Linked DNA regions of Homo sapiens: region 2 is linked to region 1. A link is a contact called in ENCODE Hi-C data. All regions are on one chromosome and are shown on one strand. Each heading gives the region's core, a stretch centred on a gene start or an enhancer-like site at or near the end of the contact. The rest is flanking DNA. Distances are from core to core; before and after follow the strand shown.

Evidence for each region. A loop is a pair of places that touch in the nucleus more often than their neighbours do. Pooled maps may share reads with other maps.
Region 2: a map of CD8-positive, alpha-beta T cell shows a loop between it and region 1 (7-fold over the local background). The contact joins the promoter of LINC00652 here to the promoter of ESF1 in region 1. A Hi-C loop is called at or near these places in 3 of 168 maps with a recorded cell type or tissue (CD8-positive, alpha-beta T cell and naive thymus-derived CD4-positive, alpha-beta T cell) and 7 of 50 pooled maps.

Annotation. Positions count from the first base shown.
Region 1 is chr20:13,778,660-13,786,193 of GRCh38, forward strand. ESF1 (ESF1 nucleolar pre-rRNA processing protein) reads right to left here and starts at 6,260. Exons shown (of 14, transcript NM_001276380.2): 1 at 6,221-6,260; 2 at 3,845-4,524. The coding sequence starts at 4,481. It overlaps NDUFAF5 (NADH:ubiquinone oxidoreductase complex assembly factor 5), which reads left to right and starts at 6,369. Exons shown (of 11, transcript NM_024120.5): 1 at 6,369-6,631. The coding sequence starts at 6,410. RefSeq lists enhancers at 6,305-6,594, 6,590-7,279.
Region 2 is chr20:18,791,925-18,799,244 of GRCh38, forward strand. LINC00652 (long intergenic non-protein coding RNA 652) reads right to left here and starts at 2,660. Exons shown (of 4, transcript NR_026883.1): 1 at 2,244-2,660; 2 at 1,741-1,879. LCDR (lysosome cell death regulator) reads left to right here and starts at 2,125. Exons shown (of 1, transcript NR_026885.1): 1 at 2,125-4,141. RefSeq lists an enhancer at 1,801-2,340.

The sequences.
Region 1 (7,534 bases), core at 5,010-7,509:
ATAATAATAAAGTGTTGCATAAGAGACTTAAAGAGGTCTTCCATTTCAATGTTTTTAACAATATCAACTGCATTCAGAGTATTTATTCATTCAATAAGTATCTGCAGCCGAGCACAGCTGCTCACGCCTGTAATCCCATCATATTAGGAGGCCAAGATGGGAGGATCTTGAGCCCAGGAGTTTGAGACAAGCCTGGGCAACATGGCAAAACTCTTTGTCTCTACAAAAATACAAAAATTAGCTAGGCATGGTGGGGTGCACCTGTGGTCCCAGTGACTCGGAAGGCTGAGGTGGGAGAATCACCTGGGCCCAGGAAGTTGCGGCTGCAGTGAGCTGTGATTGCACCACTGCACTCCAGCCTGGGCAGCAGAGCGAGACCCTGTCTCCAAAAATAAAAATAAAAAACCCCAAAAAGTATCTGCTTAGAGCCCACAATGTACACAGCCTTGTGCAAGATAATGTGGGGTTACACAAATATAAATGTCTCTATTCCTAGACAGTATTGCTCTAGTAGTGACTGTAAACATTACTACTTATCCAGCTACTTCAAACAAAAAACAAAAAAAAACCAAAAAAACTGCTTTACCATTTTCCCCCAATTATAAACATAATGAATGATCATTACAAACCAAAAAAAGTTAGGAAAATATGGTTAATAAATAAAACAAAGGTGACTAGCAGTAATTTTTCATTCAAAGATAACTGGTTATTTTAGTATACAACCATATCCCTAAATTTCTTTTCTTTAATTTAAATACTAATTTGTTTAAAATAACTGGTCATATCGTTATTTTGGAACCTATTTTTAAAACTTCATAGATCACAGATGTTTGCATATATTTAATTAATCTCTTAATGATTTGTTACCATTTTAATTTCTATTTTCATTTTTTGAGACAAGGTCTTGCTCTGTTGCCCAGGCTGGAGTGCAGTGGCACGATCTTGGCTCACTGCAACCTCTACCTCCTGGGTTCAAGTGATTCTCGTGCCTCAGCCTCCCAAGTAGCTGGGATTACAGGTGTGCACCACTATGCCCAGCTAATTTTTGTATTTTTAGTAGAGACCGGGTTTTGCCATGTTGGCTAGGCTGGTCTCAAACTCCTGACCTCAAGCAATCCACCCGCCTCGGTCTCCCAAAGTGCTGGGATTATAAAGGTGAGCCACTGTGCCCAGCCAGTTACCGTTTTATTTTAAAAATAATGCTGCAATGCACATTCTTTGCACACATCCAATTATTTATGTAAAATAGATTCTGAGGAGTGCAAGTGCTGGGCATGAACATTTCATGATGACAAATATCACACTGCAAGTCCTCACATCACCTTTACTTCACAGCACTTAAAAAGGCCCTTGCACACAGTAATTGCTGTAATAACTGATGAATGGATAATGAACAGAAGATTATATATGGAGCCGTGTAATCCTTATTTATGAGTAATGCCTTTCCTAGACTGTGGAACCAACAAAATTACTGCAAGCAATGTGGTGGGGTAGAAGGAGTCAGAAGACTTGAGTTGCAGTTCCAGGTCTGCATGTCCTTACATAAGTCACTTTAATCTTGTTCGCTGATACAGTCTTATTGCTCAAGGTAACTAAGAAAATTAAATGAGAAAAGATATGTAAAAAAGTCTGTAAAATCAATCTAAAGGATTATATAGCTATGTTATATTAATTCAGTGCCCCAAATGAAGTGGATGCTAGACTAACTTACCTCACTAATTCAGTGTCAAATCAACTTTGCTGCCGGTCCCACTCCAATCTTATTCTTCAATTTTAGTAACCGGATTCCTATCCTTTCTTCCCACACCTCAAGAGGTCTGCTGCCTGGTTCCACTACAAATGTAAAATGGGATACCACCACTGACTCCCTAGTCCTTGCTATCCAGAATTCACTCCACTGCCTGATACCTTCTACCCTCACAGTGTGATCTCTGCTTATCAAGACCTCTTGGCCTATCAAAACCTCTTGGCCTATCAAGAACTCTTGGGCTATCAAGACCTCTTGGCCTATCAAGACCTCTCGGCCTATCAAGACCCCTCCTTGGATCCTGTAATCACAGGTCTGGCTCATGTGAACTACTACTGGTTTTCAGTTACATCTTCAACTATCAGCAACATCAACACTCAAAATTGCTTGCTGCTGGAGGTGACAAAAAATTTTAATTAGTAAACACGTAATGCAAACTAGAGCCAGCTGTCTCTCACCTAGTTCCAAACAATCATTTCTCGCTGCTACTCATTTTGGCCCTTCAAGACCTTATTATCTAATCAAACGGGACTACTGACCTCTTCTGAACATGCCCAATCACATCTTTGCTCAAAAAGTTCTTTCCATGTAGCACACTCTGGTCCTCAAACTTAAATTTTTCCACACCCCAAAGTAGTGCGTCCCCTATGAATTTTTCTGATTACCACATCTTGAGTGACTTCTTCCTCCAGATTTCCATGGCTTTCTGCTAAACATCTTTTACGGCACTTACTATTATTGCATTTTGTATTATGGTTCTGACTTTCTTCTACTTTAGATCTATATTGTCCAATATGGTAGCCAGTAGTCACATGTGGTAACGGAGCACTTGAAATGCGTTTTGTCTAACTTGACATTAATATGAAAATAGTATTAGTATGAAATGAGTAGAAAATGGGATGTAAAATATACATTGACTTTTATATTGATTACATATTGAAATAATTTTGATATATTGGGTTACATAAAATATATTATTTAAAATAATTTTACCTGTTTCATCTTACTTTTTAATGTGGTTACTAGAAAATCCAAAATTATGTATTTCTACTAGACAATGTTGCTTTAGACAGGGGCCACTGCACAAAGTTTAGCAGGCTGTTATCCGCACAGGGGCATTTATAAAAGGACAAGAAGGGCTAAAATCAAGGCCATCCTACACTCACCAAGCCATGCACTCTGGAGGGGGCTGTGTCTGCTCAGGGGCAAAAAATCTGTTGCTTCAAAGGCGCCATCTCTTCACCAAAGTGTGACCCCTGGGAGCTCTGTGTGTCCAGAGAGCATGCCTTTTTCTAATTTGCATAAAGGCATCATATAAGCTAGCGACAGCCCTGAGATGGGTGACGACGCCTTACTCATATTCTGCCTGCCACATACTAGTGGCAAAGCAACTGAACAAATTAATGAATGAGTACTCAACTCTACTTACCCTCTTATTTTATTTTTGAGACGGAGTCCTACTTACCCTATTTATTTTATTTTACTTTTGAGACAGAGTCTCGCTCTGTCAGCCAGTCTGGAGTGCAGTGGTGCAATCTCAGCTTATTGCAACCTCCACCTCCCAGGTTCAAGCAATTCTCCTGCCTCAGCCTCCCGAATAGCTGGGACTACAGGTGTGCGCCACCATGCCTGGCTATTTTTTTTTATTTTTAGTAGAGATGGGGTTTCACCATGTTGGCCAGGCTGGTCTTGAACTCCTGACCTCAAGTGATCTGCCCGCCTTGGCCTGCCAAAGTGCTGGGATTACAGGCGTGAGCCACCATGTCCGGCCTACTTACCCTCTTTAGACACATCTCTTCTTATCATGTGATGACATATAACACTTTATCTGGTTAGAGAATATAGTTCTCATTAGGGCTCACCACTAATCAAAATCACTGTTTAACTTCAAGATTCAAATTTTCATGTCTGTCTTCTAGCACCACATCAAAAATTAATAATCACTGCATATTTCTTTTATAGCTTTGTATTTCCAGATAAGCATTTGACCATTCCATAATACTATGAAAATACTTATTAATGTGTTTACATTTTTGAAAGATCAGTATAAAAATAAATAATGTAACACCCAAGAATCTCTAATTTTTTCCAACCTACCTGATTGCATTTCTCTTCTTGTCTTAGAACACTCGATTCTGGGAGATTTCACAATTTCAGAGGTGCCTGAGTCTAATGTCCTTTGTTTTTCTTCGAGAGAAGAGTCTGTAGTATGTTGAACAATGTTTTTTTTCTCTTTCTTATTTTTTTGTGTAAATTCTTTGCTATCCTTCTTCGGACTTATGTTTGAATCTATCTTAAATTTACATGAGGTTTTCATTTTTTTAATTCCTATAGAATTATCTAAATCAGTTTTATTTTCAGAACCCTTGTGATTAGCCTTCTTGGTTTCTTTCTTTTTCTCAACTAGATTTTTTGAATCGATTTCTTTTTTAGTCTGGGTTTTTTTCTTCTTTATTTTCTTTTGACTCAATGCTTTGCTATCTTCACCAGAGAGATTGGAATCAGAATCTGAAAGGTCGTAAAAACGCTTCAAATCCTCTGTAGTGCTATGGCTAATGGGGCGCCCTCTTTTATCCACGGCATAGTTCAACTTGAACTTCTTGTCATGAAACATGGCTCGAAATCTCTTGTCAATTTTGACTTTTCGATCCTTTTCTGGCATTTCCCAAAATCTCGGGTCCTTTGCAACCCGTCTAAACCGCTGGTCACTCATTATTTCTTGTTTGGATGACATTTTTAATTCTTAATCTCGACCAAATGCTTGAAGAAAACAAATACTGAAAAATAAAACAAATGTTTTAATGGTAATAATGGTTAGTACAATAATTAAATGTTTTAAAACACATTCACAATATATTCTAAGTTAATATATTCTAAGTTAAGTGTACATAAAATAGAGGTAACAAGTCTAATTTCATCTCTCCAACGTATTCTGGGTCACATGCAAAAAAGCAGAAACATACCAAAATATCCTCTTTCCATGACAGATCATTTAGAGAAATAAACTTAAGGTAGACAAAGCAGAATCCCAGGGCTTTATGGAGGGGAACAAATGTTTATTCATCCATTGCTCTCACTTAGAATTTCTATTTGTATACCAGTATGTGTTACTAATTGAAGGCAAATGTAGTTAAGATTCCCTAGGCCGAGTGCGGTGGCTCACCAGCACTTTCGGAGGCCAAGGCGGGCGGATCACTTGAGCCCAGGAGTTCAGGACCAGCCTGGGTAACATGGTGAATCCCCACAAGAAATACAAAAATGAGCCCGGCATGGTGGCGCGCGCCTGTAGTCCCAGCTACTTTGGAGGCTAAGGCAAGAGGATCACTTCCACCCGGGAGGTCTTGGCTAGAGTGAGCCTAACGGCACTACAGCACACCAGCTGGGGCAACAGAGTGAGACCCTGTCTACCAAAAAAAAGTAAGAAAGAAAGATTCCCTAGCCTCCGTTGGCCTCATTTGTTTCTTCACATTCTGGTCTCATTCTGCTTACTCCTTATCTCCGGCTACTGCCAACAAACAGCCTTTAGTTCTGTAAGACTAGCATTCTAACTAAACAGACCAAAATCAACTCAGGTTTAGCTAAGAAAGTTTCCTTTTTAAATTCGATCATCCTTCAAAAGTAATAAAAAGTTTAAAAATAAAAAGTAAATTTGAGTCTCCAGGTAAAGTCTCACACCAGTTAATAAATATCACTTCTTTCTATAATATCTGATTCTACCAGTGATGAAGGCCCAAGTGAGCTCATTCCCCCAAAACATACTAGAACATATACATATGTGTGTATAAATTAATATTGTTCCCTTGTGAAAAGTCTCCAATGGTTTAGCATCTCTGGATGGGAATTTTGCAAAGAGCCAAAAGTCGTTGATTATTAAGCAACCCCCCCCCAAAATGATTAAAAGGGCAATATTTCTTATTTAAAAATCAAGTCCTTTTAATTACACTAACTAGGAAAAAAAAGGAAGCTATCGCTGGTGCATTTACACATTTTTCGATGTATTACAGCACTTAACTCTCTGAGCAATCTTACGAGGTAGGTACCACCTCAACCAGGAGAAGTACTGCATGTATTGTAAATGTTTAGAAGGAAAGCACTCATTATATGTCAGATAATCCGAGAGAGGGGAAGGCGACCGGACCTCACTCCCGACACGCGCCCGCATCCCCGTAGCCCACCCTCCCCTTCTGCCCGCTCTCTAATTCGGAGAACACAGGGCTGGCCCCTGAACTAGGGTCTCCTTTCCACCTCCTGTACCGCAGGGGGGCAGCTAACAGACTGATTCGAGAAGCGACCCTGAAAAGGATCGATGAAGACTGAAGAATGAGACCGAAAAAGGCTCAGGAGGAAGGGGCAAAACCCCTCGCAGATCCGAAAGAGATCCTGTTAGAGACTAGTTTTTTCCCCGCGCCACACACACACACGCCCTCAAGCCCTTCATCTCGAGCTCTTCAACTCCAGTCCATCCCCACTCACCGTCCGCAGTCCTACCAAGCCTCACGTGGGGCTCACACCCACAATCCTCCGCGTGACGCTCCGCCGTAATGGCAAGCGAACTAGGCCAAACTACTTGCACGTTCCCTCGAGAAGATCTTTGGAGTAGACACAAAAGCCGCGCTGGCGCATGCGCACAAAAAGCGCCGGCAATTGGGGTCGCAGCTGGAGATGCTGCGGCCGGCAGGGCTCTGGCGCTTATGTCGGCGACCTTGGGCGGCGAGGGTCCCAGCGGAGAATCTTGGCCGTAGGGAAGTCACCTCTGGTGTCTCTCCCCGCGGTAGCACCTCGCCCAGAACCCTGAATATTTTCGACCGGGATTTGAAAAGGAAACAGAAGAACTGGGCAGCCCGGCAGCCCGAGCCGACCAAATTTGACTACCTGAAGGAGGAGGTGAGCCCGCGGGGCGGCGGGGCGGCGGGGCGGGCGACGCGGAGGCTTGTTTTCCTCTCCGCTAGTTCCGGCTAGGCCCCGAGCTCACCCCACCTAGCCGTCTGACCTTGACCAGCAGCCCTGCCTCTTTCGGCCTCTACTGTAATCACGCAAGGCCTGGCCTCGGATATTTGTAACATGCTTTCATTCATTCATGCATTCATTTCGGCAACGTCCTTGAGGCTGAAAGGACCTTATAGAGGCCTCCAGTGAAGCTCCGGAGAGGGAGAGAGTGGGAGAGAAGGTTAGGAGGACCCAAATCATCAGGGCCTTGCAGGATAGGGACTTGGGGTTTTCTTCTGTATCTGCACTGTCCAGCCAGTATGGTAACTGCCGGCCACACATGTGGCTGTTGAACACTTGAAAGGTGACTAGTCCAATTGAGATGTGTTGTAAAATACACACGAGTATAGTGACTTAGTATGAAAAAAGGATGTAAAATAGCTCATTAAGAGCTTTTATATTGATTACATGTTGCAGTGATTATTTTTGATATATTGGGTCACATGAAATATATTAAATATAAATTTAAATTTTTCAATTAAAATTTCTCTCGTTTTTACTTTTTTTCTTATGTGGCTACTAGAAAATTTGAAATTACATATGTGGCTCTCATGATTTTTGGTCAGCACTGCTCTAGGGGAATGTGAAGCTCTTGTTTTAATCAGTGGAGTGATCTGACTTATGTTTTAGGAAGATCAAATTAAGATTTCTGATTTGTCTTGGCTCGTTTGAGAAACCTTTCTCCCTGCCCAGGTGAGCCAGAGACTGAGGGTTTCTACTTTCAGGACACGCATTCTCAAGTTCAGGCCTCAGTAAATTTTTATTCAGGAGTGGAACAAAGTTGGAGTCAAGTATAATGCA
Region 2 (7,320 bases), core at 1,410-3,909, 5.0 Mb after region 1:
GCTTATTTGAACCAGTTGTGTTCCTTGCTTTGGATAAAGGAATTTTAGCAGAGATGATGTGAGCAAAATCTTGAAATGTGCTTGTGTAGGATGTCTTGCCCTCTTGTGTTGCAGTCATCATCATGAGAAGAACATGCCCCAGGGAGTCTGTGGGTCCAAGAAGGATGGACCAGCTGAGCTCAGCCTACATGGGCCAACCACTAGCCACTCTGAAAACATGTAATCAAGAAATAATTGTTTACTATTGTGAGCCACTCAGATCACCACTGAGTTTTGTGGTGGTCTGTTATGCAGCACATTATGTTATAATGGACAAATATAGGGCTATTAAGAGTAGAATAAGTAGAGGAGGATTCTTAGCGTGCTGTGGACAATGCTTGCAAAAGTGCTTGGCTTAGGGTAGTCACATAGCAAGCACCTAGTAACTATGAGAGAAATGGAGCTCATCAGGTTGATTGTATATCATATAATTTAAAGGTTAGAGTGAATCACATTAAATATTCTGAATGTCTGGACTGTCTGTTGATATCTTCCTATTAACTGACAGTAACTTTTCTCTCTCTTTTTTTTTTTGAGACGGAGTCTCGCTCTGTCGCCCAGGCTGGAGTGCAGTGGCCTGATCTCAGCTCACTGCAAGCTCCGCCTCCCAGGTTCACGCCATTCTCCTGCCTCAGCCTCCCAAGTAGCTGGGACCACAGGTGCCCGCCACCGTGCCCAGCTAATTTTTTGTATTTTTTCTTTTTTTTTAGTAGAGACGGGGTTTCACCGTGTTAGCCAGGATGGTCTCGTTCTCCTGACCTCCTGATCCGCCCACCTTGGCCTTCCAAAGTGCTGGGATTACAGGCATGAGCCACTGTGCCCGGCCACTTTTCTCTCTTTTTTTGTATCCTTTTCCCATGACTTCTTTACTATCTCTTCCCCAATCAGTATTTCGGTATCTATCTATGACTATCTATCTATGACATCCATCTGTCTATGACTCAGACCTGGGCTGAACTATATACTCGCCACATAGATTCTGCAATTAATATTCTGCTGTATTTGTTTTATGTATATGTCTACCTACGCTTGTATACATCCATCAATCCATCTTATTTTTTGATGCTTTTCAAATAAGTGGCAGACATCAGTGCTCTTCACCCCTATGGTGAATTTTGACAAATGCATACACTCATTATCCCTGAAGGTGTCCTTAGGCCCCTTTCCAGTTAAGTCTACCCCCAACTCCCAAGGTGAACTCTATTCTGATTTTTTTCCCACCATAGATTAGTTTTGCCTGTTTTAGAACTTCATATAAATGAAATTGTACATGGTGTAATCTTTTGTGTCCAGCTTCTTTCATTAGCAAAATATTTTCAAGTACCTGTGTTGTTATAAGGGTCCTCATTTTAAAACGAATAATTTGACAAGATCTTTGCAAACTGATCTTTACTTTAAAATTTTGGACTTCTCTGATGTGTATGTAAATACAGTAACCACCTTTAAATTAAATAGCCTAAATACAGTAACCACTTGAACTAAGCCTCTGAAACAGACATCTCTCCCATGTGTCTGTCAGACCTTGTCTTTCTGTTTTCATGCTCCCCACATCCCCCTACCTTGTTTAGCATTGATAAACATTTCAAAACTGCAGAGGGAATTTATCATATTTGTCTCAAGGGCACAGCGCTTTTGATTTACTGTGTTCAGTAAGATGCAGGGGGCTAACCAACCTCTTAGGATTAACTGCATTTGACTTACCTTCAAAAGGTCATCAGCAGTACATCCTTAGTAGGCCTCACAATAGTGTGTCCACAATACGGGTTAGTGGGAGTGATTGAAAGGCTTGGAGAGTTGTCCTTCTGGGTTTGCTCTGGTTGGGCGATCAGAGTCCATAGCACTGGGTGGGAAAACATGAAAGAAAATAAGTGAAAGTGACATGTTCCTCCAGAATAGCTAAAGGTCAGCGCTCACCCCATTCAACCACTGTATTCCCTAGACTTAGCATGAGGCGGTTTCTAAAAATCAAAGCCACACTTAGCGTGGTAATGTGGCTTTGTACCATGTCAACCTAGCTAAGCGGGAACTACGTTTCCCAGAATTCCTTGCCTGTAGGTTTCCGGGGTTAGCACACGCCACGTGACCTGATGCGGGCTTCGTGAGGCGGAAGTGACGCAGTGTTGTCGTCTCGTAGGCTTGAAAGGTAGGTGCCCGACATTAGGGACTGTCGCAGCCCGGGGAATTGTCCCCATCTGCTGGCTTACCTTGTGGGCGTGGATCCCCTCTAACTTTCCTAATTCCCGGGCGGCCCGCGGGCCTGCGGCAGATTCAGCTCTCAGGACTCCACTTTCAGTTTCTTCCACTTCTGGGGCAGGCTGCTTGTCCTGCCACTCTCAGGCCCCCCACCAGACACGGCAGCAACAGCTGTTCCTAAGTGTTCAACTCGCTCCTTCCCGCAAATGTAGAAGCTCAAATCCCTATAGCAAATTCCATATTCTATGTCATTCTTAATGCTTCCGTCTCTCTGGTTGAATCTAGATTGGATACAATCAGTGATGCACATTTACCAGACAGAGGATGTGCAGCGTTTACTGTTGATTTCTCTCTTTTCCTCCCTATCACCTCAGTTTAGTTCCAGGATCCACACTCCTCCACCATAGTCAGGAGATTCAGGGAAAGTTGGCAGGGTTCAGCTTTCAAGTTGACCCTTGATGAACCATGGTCAATCCTGTTAAGAGGCGTGAAAGCCAATCCCAGCCAATGAGACTGGGGAGAAATCACTGAAGAACTTGTGGAAAACAGACCCTCTGGATAAAAGACACGTGTGGGGAAAAAGGGGCTTTTTAATGTTATTCTGGATGTTTCCCAAAAGTACTGCTGCTGCCTTGCCTCCCTGACAGACACTGGCCTTAGGATGACATGCGGCAGGAAGGAAGGACGGATCTGGGGTTTTTCAAGACTCACTGAGATGCACAAGGAACCAACCCTCAAGTAGCCAACTCGTTCCTGTTTGCATGTGTCGACTGAAAAGAATCAAAATAAACAAAATATAACTATTTCTAAGAGGTTACAACTTGCAGGCAGGAAGCAGGCCTCTACCTGAGGCCATAAAGCATACTTTGAAGGAGAAAAGGTAGGTATTTATGCTAGGTGGAGAGGTAGGATATACGTATTCTGTAGCATACAGGAGAAGCCTATGAAAATTCATGGAGGAAACTCGTTAGAGACACGCACTGGGCTTACATATGAAGAATATCCAAAAGCGGATGACCTGTGTTCACTCTGGGGTGAAGATTTAACATTTAAATGTATTATAATTAGGCTGTAAATGCAAAAAGGTGAAACATAGGGCACAAGTTCACGATCTGTGCAATCTCCAGAGACCAGTCTGATCTAGCCTGCAGCTGGCAGTCATCTGTCAAGAAGGGGCTCTTTGTAGCCCAGAGTAGCTGTCAGGTTGGAACCATAAAACCAAAAGGAGGGCATCGGCGGTTAGGTGAAGAAAAGAAGTCTTTTGGCCTTTTTTCCTCTTCAAGTCAGCTTTTGATAAGATCTAGTAATAATAAGGGGATGGGTGTGGCTGCAGGTGGGACATGTCGGTTCTCTGTCCTGTCACAGCTAAGAACTAAGAACTTTAGAGTCTTTCAGCCATAGAGGGTCCTGTCATCCATTGAAGGGATCAGTCCATTGGGATTTTGCCAGTTTTAGCATTGATGCTGTGTCCTGGGAAACCCCTGAATACTTATCATAGCAGAAGTTCAGCCACTGTAGCCCTACCTCAGGACCGCTTTTATGGGAAAGAATAATTCCTTTAACTGCTTGAGCCATTTGAGTTGTGGCTGCTTTTGGTACTTGTAATAAATTGAAAGCATCTTGAATGTTCTGGGACAGTAAAAGAATGTGCCTTTGTTTCTGACAGCAATTATAAAATCAATTATATGTTTATATTCTAAAAAATGTTTTGAGTAATGCTGACATCATTGGAAAAGTGCATCACTTAGAAAATGTATCTGTGTGTCAATTTTGTTTGTTCAAAATCAGTTTCATTAATTTGTGGGAAGATACACCTTGTACATTTTACCTAATTAAAAAAAATATTGCCAGTTGAGTATACTTGTGATATATTCAAAGATAAATAAACTTTTTCAATTTTAGATATTCATATGTCTTTGGGCCTTTGTTTAGTTTTGTCCTAAAATAGGAATGCTTTTATATGGGCCAGATTCCTGCAGTGATGATATCTGGGAAGGAAGGGAGGGCATGATCTTTGTTCTATGTGTTTAAAAGTCTCAAATGAGTTACTGGGATGTAAAAAATATATTCGCACATGAGTTTGGTACAGTTCGGTGATTTTTTTTTTTTTTTTTGAAAGAAAGAAAGGTTTCCAAGGCTTGACACTGTCCTGTGGGTGTGGTCAATTAATTGCATTATTGGTCCCGACTCTTTACACCTACCCTTTGCCATGTAGCCTGGTAGTGGCCTCTCACTATGACACTAGGATTTCCCATGTGATGTTCTTTGGCCAATAGGTGCAAGCAAAGGTTTGAAGAGCACTGGGGAGTTGGGATTGTTTGCTCATATCTCTGCTTTCATGATGACAGTGTGCCTTGGTTAGCCTGGGGAGAATGAGTGTCACATGGTCCAAGCACCACTATTGCCACAGCTGATGATAAGTCAGATAACTGCCAGATTTAAGTGGGCCCAGAGGAGACCAGAAGAATCACCCAGCTGAACCCAGCCTAAATTGCTGACACATTAACTCATGAGCTAAATAAATGCTTATTGCTTTAAGCCACTAAGTTCCGGGGAGGTTTGTTGTGTAGCATTATTGTGGCAATTCATAACCAAGACATCTTTAAAGCATTAGGGACATTTTGGGAAGGGCTGTAAGAGTTAAATATGTTGGCTTTATAGGCAGTTGTACCTTACACAGTTTAACTCAGAAGTTACTCAGTAATCACCCATTTATGCATGTGTATGTCTTATTCAAAGATGTGTGCAACAGTACCATTTTAAGTATATATGTGTGTCTTTATGCCTTTTGCCTTGCCCCAAAATGGGAGTGCCCTCAGATGGATCACATCCCACCAGTGGGAGCTGGTTTCTGTTTCACATGTGTAATAGTTATTGGGGGTTTTAGGAATGGGTTTTTCTATGTTTGGTGTAATTAAGTGATTAAAGACTACATCCACCAGATTCCTGTGTAACTTCCTTACAGTAGTTTATGACCATGTTGGGGTTGTTTCCTACAGTTCTGATGGGAAATCATATGTGACTAAATTTAAGTTAATTATAATTAAATAAAATTAAGAATTCCATTTATCATTTGCACCAGCCATGTGTTAAATGCTCAGTAGCCACATACAGCTAGTGGCCACTGCTTTGGCCAGCACAGATACAGAACACTTTTGTTACCTCAGAAAATTCTATCCGGCAGTGTTGGTCTCAATGCTTAGTTCACATTTTTTATTTACAGAATCTTTTCTGCCTAAACTTCTAGTTTCTGCTGACCAGTTGCTTATGACAGATCCTCACTCTGGACCTCCCAGGAAAAATATTATTGTTCCCCAGTTTATTATATAAAACTCAAGCTAGCCTGTTTTGACACCTACATCATTGAATGTTCTCTTAGTTTACAGGTCACAGAGCTAGCCATTAAAGTGGAGTTTTTATTTTACAGAGGGAGTATCCATTCTGCCAGGGCAGAGTGAGGCTGTGGGAGGGAGTGATGGCCTCTGAGGAAACCCCCAGCCTGAGTTGTGAAAACCCCAGCAAAACCTGAGGGGAGAAAAGGAGAAGAAACCAAGGCACAGGAAAGGAATTTTGGGCAAAATCAGGAAATGCCCAGGTACCACTGTACAAGGTTCCCTTGTGTTTATCCTCCCACTTCCACCCCACTTTAGCTAGGATTTACTAGAGGGGACAGCCTGTCTCTGCTTTCTGGTTTCCTCAAAGGATTTTCCTCCAGTTTGTCTCCACACTCACTCAGATGGGGTGACGTTTCTGGATGATTAATCTAGGGAGTATAAACTAAGCTCCTCCATGTCTGGAACTTTCCCTGGGTGGGCCCCTCACTACCAGCCTTATGTTCAGAGGCCACCCAAGGAGGGTGACTGATGGGTGGGCGGGCACTCTTCTTTGTATTGTGGGGTTTAGTTGCAGGCCCATTGGGCCCTCATGTTGAGTCTTTTCTTTCAAAAATACTTCTGTCAGGGATAAAGGCAAAATTTTGGTTTCCATCTGCCATTTTTTTTTTGGTCTTTTTGTCTTGATTTCTTTGGAATTCAAGTGGGGAAGAAAGATGCTGTTTGTTGGGTGTTCCTGGAGACCTCAAAAGTCTTGGTAAAATGTTTTTCCGAGGCTGCCGCATGCTTGACTTGGGCTGCATTTGTTCCCAGTTTAGCTTGTGTCTGAACCTCGTAGTCTGAAGTGTATCCAGCTCTATGTTCTTGTGGATTCTGCTGCATGGTGGTGGAAGGGCTTGATAAAGGCTGATGGCATTTAACTGAGGTTTGAAGGAAGAGCACAGTTTGGGTAAAGATGGAGGACAGGATGCAAAAAACCTAGAGACAGGAAACTCAAGGAGTGTTCAAAAGGGGAGTGTGAAGCCATCTGGGTTGGACTGAAAGACTCCTGCAGGCACATGTTAAGAGAAAGGTCTGGAGAGATCAGGATCATCAGCTGGTGATATTTCTCTTCACCTCAAAATCATTGAACATCTTTGCTCATTGTCCTTTCTAGACAGGAACAGGAGTCCTCCACACTCCTTCGAGGTCTGCCTTCCTATCCCCTGCCACCTCCTCCAGCATCTCGTTCCCTTTTGTGTCCGATTTTATGAGAAGGGATAACCTTACTGAGCATTTATCTGTGTTGGACACTTTCTATGGATTATCTTATTTTATCTTTAGAGCAACAACCTGTGACACAGGTAATATGATCCTCTCTTTGTAGGTGGAGCATTAGAGGCACCAAGTGGATAGGCAGCCTGTCCAAAGTCACACTGCTGGGGTTTAAACCAAGGCCAGGGTGAAGCTCTTAACTACACTACAGCTTCTTCCTATTTCTCTTGTAATTTCTTTCTTGTTTTACACTCCCCTTCTGCATATAAAGATGTTCACATGTCCTTTCTCCTAAGAAACAAGAACTTCTTTTAACTGTTCCATCTCCTCAAGCTTTCCTCTGCCTCTCTCCTCTCTGTTCCTGCCAAATTCCTTGAGGAGTCTGCTAAGGGACACTTCTTCCCCACCATCACCTCCATTTTGCTGCTGGAACGTGTGGCATTCAGTGATGGCTCTCTCTTTATTCCCACTTTTGCAGTTGTCCTGTAGATTTGACTATTTT